Regions from separate parts of the Homo sapiens genome. Here region 1 is linked to region 2. Evidence: chromatin contacts called from ENCODE Hi-C data. All regions are on one chromosome and are shown on one strand. The core of a region is the stretch at or near the end of the contact, and the rest is flanking DNA. Distances in the headings are between cores, read along the strand shown.

What was found. Hi-C counts contacts between places; a loop is a spot of excess contacts on that map. Pooled maps may share reads with other maps.
Region 1: a pooled map shows a loop between it and region 2 (5-fold over the local background). The contact joins the promoter of IFT70B here to the enhancer-like site in region 2. A Hi-C loop is called at or near these places in 2 of 37 single-sample maps with no recorded cell type and 3 of 50 pooled maps.

Annotation. Positions count from the first base shown.
Region 1 is chr2:177,549,002-177,554,702 of GRCh38, reverse strand. IFT70B (intraflagellar transport 70B) reads left to right here and starts at 1,907. Exons shown (of 1, transcript NM_152517.3): 1 at 1,907-5,701. The coding sequence starts at 1,940. The coding sequence ends at 3,937. RefSeq lists enhancers at 1,641-1,930, 1,299-2,102, 2,103-2,907.
Region 2 is chr2:174,747,460-174,752,794 of GRCh38, reverse strand. It overlaps CHRNA1 (cholinergic receptor nicotinic alpha 1 subunit), which reads left to right. Exons shown (of 9, transcript NM_000079.4): 7 at 2,626-2,849; 8 at 3,976-4,215; 9 at 4,540-5,203. The coding sequence ends at 4,671. Among named protein-coding and RNA genes, the nearest start is that of CHRNA1, 14 kb to the left of the region's middle. RefSeq lists a silencer at 81-150 and an enhancer at 1,498-1,677. Within about 2 kb of position 1,639, at least 3 of the 41 ENCODE cell types and tissues checked have a DNase peak (open chromatin) inside an H3K27ac peak, as active enhancers do.

The sequences.
Region 1 (5,701 bases), core at 658-3,157, 2.8 Mb before region 2:
CTATAACTGGGCCCATACATGATAGATAGAGTTAATTCATCAGTGACTATTACCTACTGAACTTAGCTTTGGAATTTCATGATTCAGCTGCTTCTTATCTAGCTGTGTCATCTCAGGCAAGTTGCCTAATCTTTCTGATTCACATGTTCTTCATCAGTAATATGCAGAATACAGGGTGGTTATTATGATTAGAAATAATATATATAGGTGGTCTAATAGAATGTGATGCAATATGGTTGGTGTTGGCTCCAAAATTTATATGTAGAAAAGATTTATGAACAGCAATACTGTTGAAGAGGCAGTAAGGTACCTGCATTGAAGTATTTAATTATATAGCAAAGACATGCTCTGACTTGGACTGTTTATCATGGGTGGTAGTGAGGCCAATGGACATCATGGAAGACTACAAAAGACAATGCTCTGTCCCAGGCCACCATATGATAGATGTTAATGAATTACAACTATTATTGTTACCTTGAAAACTACACTATTTACAAGTACCTCACTGGGATAAGCCAAATTCATATTTTGCTATCTTGTCTATGTCCCTAATTCTTGATTGAAAAATTGTATTTATTCTCCCTTAAAGTCTATGGTCTCCAGGTCAGTTTATCTAGGGGTATTTTTTAAATTGGTGATTAAATATAATTTTATGGAATAATTAAGCCCCTAGTTTTTCACAGCCCCATCATGGCCACTAATAAACTGAAAAAAAATTATACAAAAATAGCCCCAGGATAATAACATGGAATCTACAGCATCTATTCCAAATATATAACAAAGAATGAAAGAAAACCCAGAATGATATCTTGTACAGTCTAGCAAACCTGCATAGAAATCTTCAAACTAAGAATCTGGAAAAAAAATTAAAGTGTAGGCAATCTTTTCTTATTTTAACAGAAGAAAATCCATATTTATCAGTTCAATATCCAAAATCCCTAGAAGGCTGAAAAGTACAAACTGAGCATGTGTGTCTCTCACACACCCACACATCACTGGCTGACTAATTTAGTAGTTAAGAGAGAAGAGTAAAAATGCATAGGGAAAGGAGCACATTTTAATGTCTTGGATTTTCCCCTCTTGGAAAAAACTGAAGTCATGCATTTCTCCAACGTTTCTACCTAGTAGTGAAAGTTGGAACTCCAGCGCAATGGGGATGGCCAAGGGTAAACGCCAATATATACTCAGTAATATTTGTTGTTACGGGAAAAAAGAGCGGGAGATACTTGGACCTAAAACCGAAACTCTCCCAGTACCAATCAAGATTCACAGTCCTTTTTCCTCATTAACCTCTGGAAACCACCAAATTAAGGATTCCTGCTCGCCGCTCTATTCCGTTCTTACAAACTGTGCCCTCGGGGTAGTGCAAAAAAGAACGTGCTCTAATTCCAGGGTAATTCCAAGAGATAACTCGCCTTTTGCCATCCCGGTTCTTTTACTGAAACTAAACCAAAAGCCAGCATTATTATCGACCACACCGTGTACCAGGCTCAAAATCGCCAGGAACATGGGGCCGGAAACCTTCCTCCGCCGCGCCAGAGACCACGGTGCCATAACAGACACAGTGAGCGCCCCTCATCTTTAAGAGGCAGGGAAGGAGAGTTACCCTGCACCCCCACGGGCCGCCGGTTCGGTAGGTACAGCCGGGACTACGTCTCCCAGCATGCAGCGCGGCTACGACCCGCGCCGCGGAACCACTGGAACGGTGCATGCCGGGACGAGTAGATTCAGTCTCTGAACGGCCCGGAGTAGTCTTTCCCCTCCTGAATGCCGCCACTCCGCAGTCCAGAGTATTTGAAGATCAAGCTGAAATTGAGAGACTGACGAGAGTGGTCCCTTTTTGTTCCTAACAGATTTCTTGCGACAAGGAAACCGGCAGTCTTCCGCTTCCGGTTGCTCTGTTGCCATAGTAACCGCACCCATAACAGCCGTGGTGGTTATGGCTGGCCTGAGCGGCGCGCAGATCCCCGACGGGGAGTTCACCGCGGTCGTGTACCGCCTCATCCGCAATGCACGCTACGCCGAGGCGGTGCAGCTGCTGGGCGGAGAACTGCAGCGGAGCCCTAGGAGCCGCGCCGGCCTGTCGCTGCTAGGCTACTGCTACTACCGCCTGCAGGAGTTCGCGCTGGCGGCCGAGTGCTATGAGCAGCTGGGCCAGCTGCACCCGGAACTGGAGCAGTACCGCCTGTACCAGGCCCAGGCCCTGTACAAGGCCTGCCTTTATGCGGAGGCCACCCGGGTCGCCTTCCTTCTCCTGGATAACCCCGCCTACCACAGCCGGGTCCTCCGCCTGCAAGCTGCTATCAAGTACAGCGAGGGCGATCTGCCAGGGTCCAGGAGCCTGGTAGAGCAGCTGCCGAGTAGGGAAGGGGGAGAGGAAAGTGGGGGCGAGAATGAGACCGATGGCCAGATCAACCTGGGTTGTTTGCTCTACAAGGAGGGACAGTATGAAGCTGCATGCTCCAAGTTTTTTGCCGCCCTGCAGGCCTCGGGCTACCAGCCTGACCTTTCCTACAACCTGGCTTTGGCCTATTACAGCAGCCGACAGTATGCTTCAGCACTGAAGCATATCGCTGAGATTATTGAGCGTGGCATCCGCCAGCACCCTGAGCTAGGTGTGGGCATGACCACTGAGGGCATTGATGTTCGCAGTGTTGGCAACACCTTAGTCCTCCATCAGACTGCTCTGGTGGAAGCCTTCAACCTTAAGGCAGCTATAGAATACCAACTGAGAAACTATGAGGCAGCTCAAGAAGCCCTCACTGACATGCCACCCAGGGCAGAGGAAGAGTTGGACCCTGTGACCCTACACAACCAGGCACTAATGAACATGGATGCCAGGCCTACAGAAGGGTTTGAAAAGCTACAGTTTTTGCTCCAACAGAATCCCTTTCCTCCAGAGACTTTTGGCAACCTGTTGCTGCTCTACTGTAAATATGAGTATTTTGACCTGGCAGCAGATGTCCTGGCAGAAAATGCCCATTTGATTTATAAGTTCCTCACACCCTATCTCTATGACTTCTTGGACGCTGTGATCACTTGCCAGACAGCTCCTGAAGAGGCTTTCATTAAGCTTGATGGGCTAGCAGGGATGCTGACTGAGGTCCTCCGGAAACTTACCATACAAGTACAGGAAGCAAGACACAATAGAGATGATGAAGCTATCAAAAAGGCAGTGAATGAATATGATGAAACCATGGAGAAATACATTCCTGTGTTGATGGCTCAGGCAAAAATCTACTGGAATCTTGAAAATTATCCAATGGTGGAAAAGATCTTCCGCAAATCTGTGGAATTCTGTAACGACCATGATGTGTGGAAGTTGAATGTGGCTCATGTTCTGTTCATGCAGGAAAACAAATACAAAGAAGCCATTGGTTTCTATGAACCCATAGTCAAGAAGCATTATGATAACATCCTGAATGTCAGTGCTATTGTACTGGCTAATCTCTGTGTTTCCTATATTATGACAAGTCAAAATGAAGAAGCAGAGGAGTTGATGAGGAAGATTGAAAAGGAGGAAGAGCAGCTCTCTTATGATGACCCAGATAAGAAAATGTACCATCTCTGCATTGTGAATTTGGTGATAGGAACTCTTTATTGTGCCAAAGGAAATTATGACTTTGGTATTTCTCGAGTTATCAAAAGCTTGGAACCTTACAACAAAAAGCTGGGAACAGACACCTGGTATTATGCCAAAAGATGCTTCCTGTCCTTGTTAGAAAACATGTCAAAACACACAATCATGCTTCGTGATAGTGTTATTCAAGAATGTGTCCAGTTTCTAGAACACTGTGAACTTCATGGCAGAAACATACCTGCTGTTATTGAACAACCCCTGGAAGAAGAAAGAATGCATGTTGGAAAGAATACAGTCACATATGAGTCTAGGCAGTTAAAAGCTTTGATTTATGAGATTATAGGATGGAATATATAGTAATAGCTGATAGTGGCATTTATCAAATGGCTTTGTTATGTAAATTTGCATCGCTTTATTTACCCTTTGGCATCTTTATATTTGTTACATGTTGAACTTTGTACACTTATGCATTATAAAAAAAAAAGTAGCTAAAACTTTTGCTGTTAAATTTCCCAGAAAGTGACATATTCTAAGAACTTTTACCCCAGGAGTTATGAAAAATTCCAAACTTATGAGGAATGTTTATATCAGAAGTTGTAATACGTTTGTTTCCTTTCCTCTGTTATCTTTTGTGCTTTGACGTATCTTGAGGGGTCTTTGCACAAGGATTACATCATTCAGGGACCAAGCACTATCTCAGTAATAGTTAAGAGTAGTCTTTAAATAATCATTTCAGGGATTGTGTGAGAGTAGTCTCACAATTTACACTCATTAATTTGTAATGCATACTTTTTATATAGACTTTAGGATATTTTGGCAGTGTTTATTCATATGGATATAATTCTTTACCTAACCAAAATTCCTTAGGTTATAAGTGGTTTTAACGTGCAAAAGTCAGTAAAAAATTTTGTTGCCTTAACAAAATTATGGTGCTATAATGTAGAGACAATGAACGATTATCAAAGAACAAATTTCCCTGGTTTTCTTTTGTTCCCTTTAATAATTTAAATATATGAACAAGATACACTGTTACTATTTTCCATGATAACTTTTTAAATATCTCTGTGAGAAATAACAGAGCTATCCTGAGAACTCAGGGGTTTGTTTAAGAGACACAGGTTTTGTTATGTTTGTTGCCCAGGCTAGTATCCAGCTCCTAGGCTTAAGCATACTCCCACTTCAGCTTCCCAAGTAGCTGGGACTACTGGCACAAATCACTGGGTCCAGTTCTCAGTTCTTAATTCCTACCTTTGTGTTTGCAATTTAGGATATGCTGGCTGTACAGTGTTTCCATGTTGTAGCCTCTTGAATAAGGAAAAATCTCAGCCACCAGGTCTGACCAAAAAGGTCAATTCTAAGTTGTAATGTTCATTTCATGTCCGCAACTCCCAAGAGTTATTTGGAGTTCCCACTGGGAACCACATGCATTCTGATCAGGCATTTTATTTTCTGAACCTTACAAGAGCCTTACTATTTGATTTCCCACTCCTCACTCCTCTCTTCCCACAAAAAGTAACTGTCAATCCTAACTTGACCTGGCTTAGAAAAATCAAGTGTATTAGACTGAATCATATGCAGTTGTTGATTTTGACAGTTTTTGATGTACAAAACTAGCAGTTTCTCATAGCTCAACCTAGTAGCTTTCTTCTGAATGATAGGGAACCTCTGCCATAATGAGATGATTTTTTCCTTCAAGGAAAAGGAACCACTTAGCCACATAAGTACTGATAAGAAACATGCTCAGCATAATTCCTCTGTAGCATGACCTCCTGAGTGCTCAAATTGTATTATACCAGGAAATTTGGCTTATTGTGAAGTTCAATGGTTTTGAATTTATGGCATTTTAAATCTTAATTATCTGAGCTGCTATCATTTACCACTGATGCTTTAGTCTCACATGTGGAGGACAAGCAATGTTTAGTGACCTCTTCACTGCATCCCATAGCACATTCAATGTCTGGGAAATGTTCTTTGTTTGACAACTTCTGTACTAAAAGTGTTGCTGCAGTAGCTTTGTGCCCCTGTCAGTCTTGGTAGCCCCTTAAGATTTGGAAAGTAAATGAACTGAAATCTTGTTTTCAATGGCCATATTAAAATTCTTTTTTTTTTTCCTGTTTCTTC
Region 2 (5,335 bases), core at 390-2,889:
GGTAGCAATTTTTATCAAAATGACTTTAAAAAAAAAAAAACCACAAAATCTTAAATCCAACTTGCCAACTAGGAAAAAAGATTATTCATTTACTCATTCAGTGAATATTTGTTGAACAAATATGATGTGGTAGATAGACCGCAGAGAATAAGACAGAAAGTGCCTCACCCCTCAGAGTGCATGTTCCAGTGACTGCATTTGGGGTTTCATTTTTGTTTTTGTTTTGAGACCGGGTCTCACTCTGTTGCCCAGGCTGCAGTACAGTGGCATGATCACGGCTCACTGCAGCCTCAACCTCCTGAGCTCAAGTGACCCTTTCACCTCAGCCTCCTGAGTAGCTGGGACTACAGGCATGTGCCACCACACTCGGCTAATTTTTGTATTTTTTGTAGAAACGGGGTTGCACCATGTTGCCGAGGCCAGTCTCGAACTCCTGGGCTCAAAGATCTGCCTACCTCGGCCTCCCAAAGTGCTGGGATTACAGGTGTGAGCCACTGTGCCTGCCCTGCACTTGTTTTTAAACAAATAATCACAAACACAATTCTTTCAACTTTCTAATCAAATGAAACTTTTTTACATTAAAAAAATAAATAAATAGAGATGGAGTCTTGCTATGTTGCCCAGGCTAGTCTCAGACTCCTGGCCTCAAGTGATCCCCCTGCCTTGGCCTCCCGGGGTGTTAGGATTACAGGCATGATCCACCGCACCAGGCCCTCAAATGAAACTTTTTAAAATAAAAACACTGTCGGGGCATTATGGGAACTAACAAGAGTCTCTATAAACGTTAAATGATTTGTGCTTGAAAAGTGCTTAGGGGCCAGATGCAGTGGCTCACACCTGTAATCCCAGCACTTTCGGAGGCCAAGGCGGATGGATCACTTGAGGTCAGGAGTTTGAGACCAGCCTGGCCAACATGGTGAAACCCCATCTCTATTAAAAATACAAAAAATTAGCCAGGTGTGGTGGCACGTGCCTGTAATCCCAATTACTTGGGAGGCTGAGGCAGGAGAATCGCTTGAACCCTGGAGGCGGAGGTTGCAGTGAGCTGAGATGGCACCACTGAACTCCAGCCTGGGCAACAGAGTGAGACTCCCTCACAAAAAAAAAAAGAAGAAAAAAAGAAAGAAAAGAAAGAAAGAAAAAAGAAAAGCACTTAGCACAAAAATTATGCTTGATAAATGTTGGCTATTATTATTATCATTATTATTAATCAACAAATTTTATATAAGTGGACAAATATTTTGTATTTGTAATTGTATTCTTTTTCACTTTGAAAGGTTTTCCTACCCACCAGGTAGAATTGACAATTTCTTGTTTGTTTCCACTCTTTATCGTATACATACATACATATTCTATATATATTCTAGCATCCGGAAGCAGCCAGTAGGGGACAGCTTCATCATTGAAAGCAGGGTAACACAAGGGTTTCCAGCAGCACCAACAGCAAGGCCAGCCCAGGGAAAGTCCCTCCCAGAGCTTCTCTGCTGCACCTAAGGTGGTCAAGCCTCACAAAACTACCTCAGTGCCATTCGGCCCCTGACCTTCCTGCTGCCAAGTTTGCCCAGCCAAAACTCTCCTGAGATCAAAGGGCCTGCAGAAAAGAGGTGGGGGCTGGGGAAATCCCTGCTCCCTTAGTATGCAAAAAAAACAAAACAAGAAATAAGTGAGAAGACAAACTTCCTCTTATATGAAAATGAGACAGCGAGTGGTGTGAAACCACTGTATCAGAAGATCACTCAGGACGTCAAGGAGAACTCCTTAGCCTTCCGGATTTTGTCCTTTTCTTGGGTTTTGGTCTTACAGCTTGCTCCCTCAATAACAGAAAGATATGTGTACTTCTGGGCTGCCCATTCATCTGCTGGGTAAGAAATAGGCCAGGGGTGGTTCCGTTTTATGAGGTTTAATGCATCCTGCTGCAGAAGGGAAATGCCACACCGAGTCCAGCTTGTCCACCCAGAACTCCTTTCAGTTCCCTGGGTTCCACCAAGAATCAGAAATCTGGAGCATGAGATGAAATATTGTTCCGTTTTCTGCTTGGCAGCCTCTAATGGAAATGCTTGCCACTGGCTGCTGTCAGAAAAGTTAAGGTATGGTGGTTACATAGGAAATTCTGCAGAAAAAAATGCTTTGAGATTTCCCAGAATAATGCTTTGAGAACATGTCAGTCACATTCCTCTTACCCTTGGGTTTCAGTGGTGAATTAGTTTGCTTGGGCTGCCACACAAAACACCATAGGCTGTGAGGCTTAGATAACAGAAATGTAATTTCTCACAGTTCTGGAGACTGGAATTCCAAGATCAAGGTGCCAGTAGAGTTGGTTTCTTGTGAGGCCTCTCTCGGTTTGTAATGGCCATCTTCTTCCTGTGTCCCATGGCCTTCCGTCTATGCATCTGTGTCCTAATTCCTCTCCTTATAAGGACACTAGTCATACTTGATTACTCACTACCCCATATCACCTCGTTTTCATTTAATTACCTCCTTAAAGTCCCTGTCTTCAAATACAGTCACATTCTTAGGTCCCAGGACTCAGGACTTCCACATATAAATGGTGGGGTGGGAGGAACACTGCAGCCCAACCCAGATGGGTAGTTGTGGGATTTTTTTTTTTTTTTTTGGTCTTTTCAGGGGAGAAGATGACTCTGAGCATCTCTGTCTTACTGTCTTTGACTGTGTTCCTTCTGGTCATCGTGGAGCTGATCCCCTCCACGTCCAGTGCTGTGCCCTTGATTGGAAAATACATGCTGTTCACCATGGTGTTCGTCATTGCCTCCATCATCATCACTGTCATCGTCATCAACACACACCACCGCTCACCCAGCACCCATGTCATGCCCAACTGGGTGCGGAAGGTGAGTGGGGAGGCCCCTGCAGACTTCACACGGAGGCACATCTACAGGCCTCCCCTTCGAGGAGCCAGTGGGTTTCTAGCTAATACTTGGGGCTATTTAGGAACTAAGTTCTCTTTGGGCTTTAGGGAATTTTTGGAAGGAACTTTCTTTGGCCTCTTTTTAGGAATAAATAACTCCTGTAGCCTTCCCAGAGAGAAAAGAAAAACAGAATTAACAAAGCTCATTCCAAATTCAAGTTTAAAGAATCTCTTTGATCAGAGAAGATGAACAAACGGCTGCTTTTTATTGAAATGCCGTGAAATTCTCGCGATTTCTTTTGTATGTTTTCCAATCTGTGAACAGACTGGCTTATTTTTTGCTGGTGAAATCATCTGTTGAGAATAGAATGAATAGAATGAGGGCTAGAGATGGGAGGGTTCCTGATGAGAGAGGGTCAAAAAGTGAGTTTTAGTGAAGGACTAGGTCTGAAATAGTTACGTTATTGAATTTAAAAATTTAACATTTCAAATATGTCTTTCTTTGACAAAACTTTACAGAGACACTGAAGTCCAGGATCTTTTGTCCAGAATGTAAAATATTTGTCAGGAATTGACAAAAGAAGCTACTGCTCACAATGTACTCTTTTAAGAGGAGAGTAAGAGTCCCTGTTTCTGTAAAGGCTGATAGATGACTGCTGGCAATACCTGTACTGCAGTTTCTTCAGGAACAGGAAACAGAAGAAAACAATCTAGCTGTTTTGTGGGATATATTTGAAGTGGAGGGGCCCCTTCTTTAACCATTTGATCCTGGTGACACATTGCTAAGGCATTTTCCATACCTGTAGGGGATCCTGACGCTTTTAAGCTCATTGGTGGCCCCAGGTCGATGACTGCACATGGGCTCCCTCCAGTGGCGAACTTCTCACATTACAGAATCATCACTGTTAACCATAGTCATTTCACAGGACCCGGGATACAGAGGGATCTTTGAAAAAATCTAGTATAGTTCTTTTGTTTTAAGGACAAGGAGGCTGAAGCCCAGAAAAACTGAATGACTTACCCCAAATCACATTGATAATTCAAAGACAGAGTTTTATGCTTGCCTCCTGGACAATAATTCTCATGCATGGATTTCTTTTTTATGTTAGGTTTTTATCGACACTATCCCAAATATCATGTTTTTCTCCACAATGAAAAGACCATCCAGAGAAAAGCAAGACAAAAAGATTTTTACAGAAGACATTGATATCTCTGACATTTCTGGAAAGCCAGGGCCTCCACCCATGGGCTTCCACTCTCCCCTGATCAAACACCCCGAGGTGAAAAGTGCCATCGAGGGCATCAAGTACATCGCAGAGACCATGAAGTCAGACCAGGAGTCTAACAATGTAAGCTTCGTGGCTTGAAATTCATGCCTCTGGGTTTAAATGGTCAAATGTATGAGCACAGGTGGTGAGTCTGACTTAACAAGTAGGTGGCATACAACAGGCAGCTACTGACCTAAGATGAACCCTGGTGACCGCCTCTAGACCACCTTAGTAAGTTATCACTTTGTAAATAATCTATTCAAAAAATAAAGACGATGCCAGCCAAGGGATGGGAGGACTTTGAGATCTACAAATTGAAGGGCCCATAGTTGATGCAAAGCACAAACGTTGTGAGTCCAGAAACCACCTTAGGGAGACTCTGTCTAACATTTTCCTCTCTCCCAGGCGGCGGCAGAGTGGAAGTACGTTGCAATGGTGATGGACCACATACTCCTCGGAGTCTTCATGCTTGTTTGCATCATCGGAACCCTAGCCGTGTTTGCAGGTCGACTCATTGAATTAAATCAGCAAGGATGAGCAGAAAATGAGCTGAGCTTAGCTCTGCCCTGGAACCTACCAGAGCAGAGAAGGGCAGGAGAGGAAGATTTGTCTACTTGCTCCACTCGCACTTATCAAACGTGTTATATTCCATACTTATTATTGATGATAAGATTTACCTTTATGTAAGTTTATGGCCTTGAAGTGTTTTCATATTGCTTCTCCCTTTAGTTCTGCTGTCTCCCTGAAGAGTGAACCCTCTTTAGTAAATGAAACTAATCACTAAAAAAAGTGTTCATTTCCAGTGTCTGGAAGAGTTTTTGCCAGGATAACCGAGGTTTTCTGTTGCATTGTCATTGCTGTTATATTTATATATTTACTTATTTTGTCTAACCACGAGACCACTAGGGAGTTGCTGATGTTCTAAATGAAGTGTATTCTTTGCTTAAGAGTCAGTTTTGTACCTACTAAGAAAACCCCATCTACCAGTCCTAAAGAGATAAGGCATTTGATTTGGAGAGAGAGGAAGCAGTAGAAATGAAATAAACTAAAATGCAAACTGCATCAAAAATCCATGGGTTTTTTTGTTTGTTTGATTGTTTTTTGAGACAGGGTCTTACTCTTATCACCCAGGCTAGAGTGCAGTGGCCCGATCTCGTCTCACTGCAGCCTCCACTTGCCAGACTCAGGTGATTCTTCTACC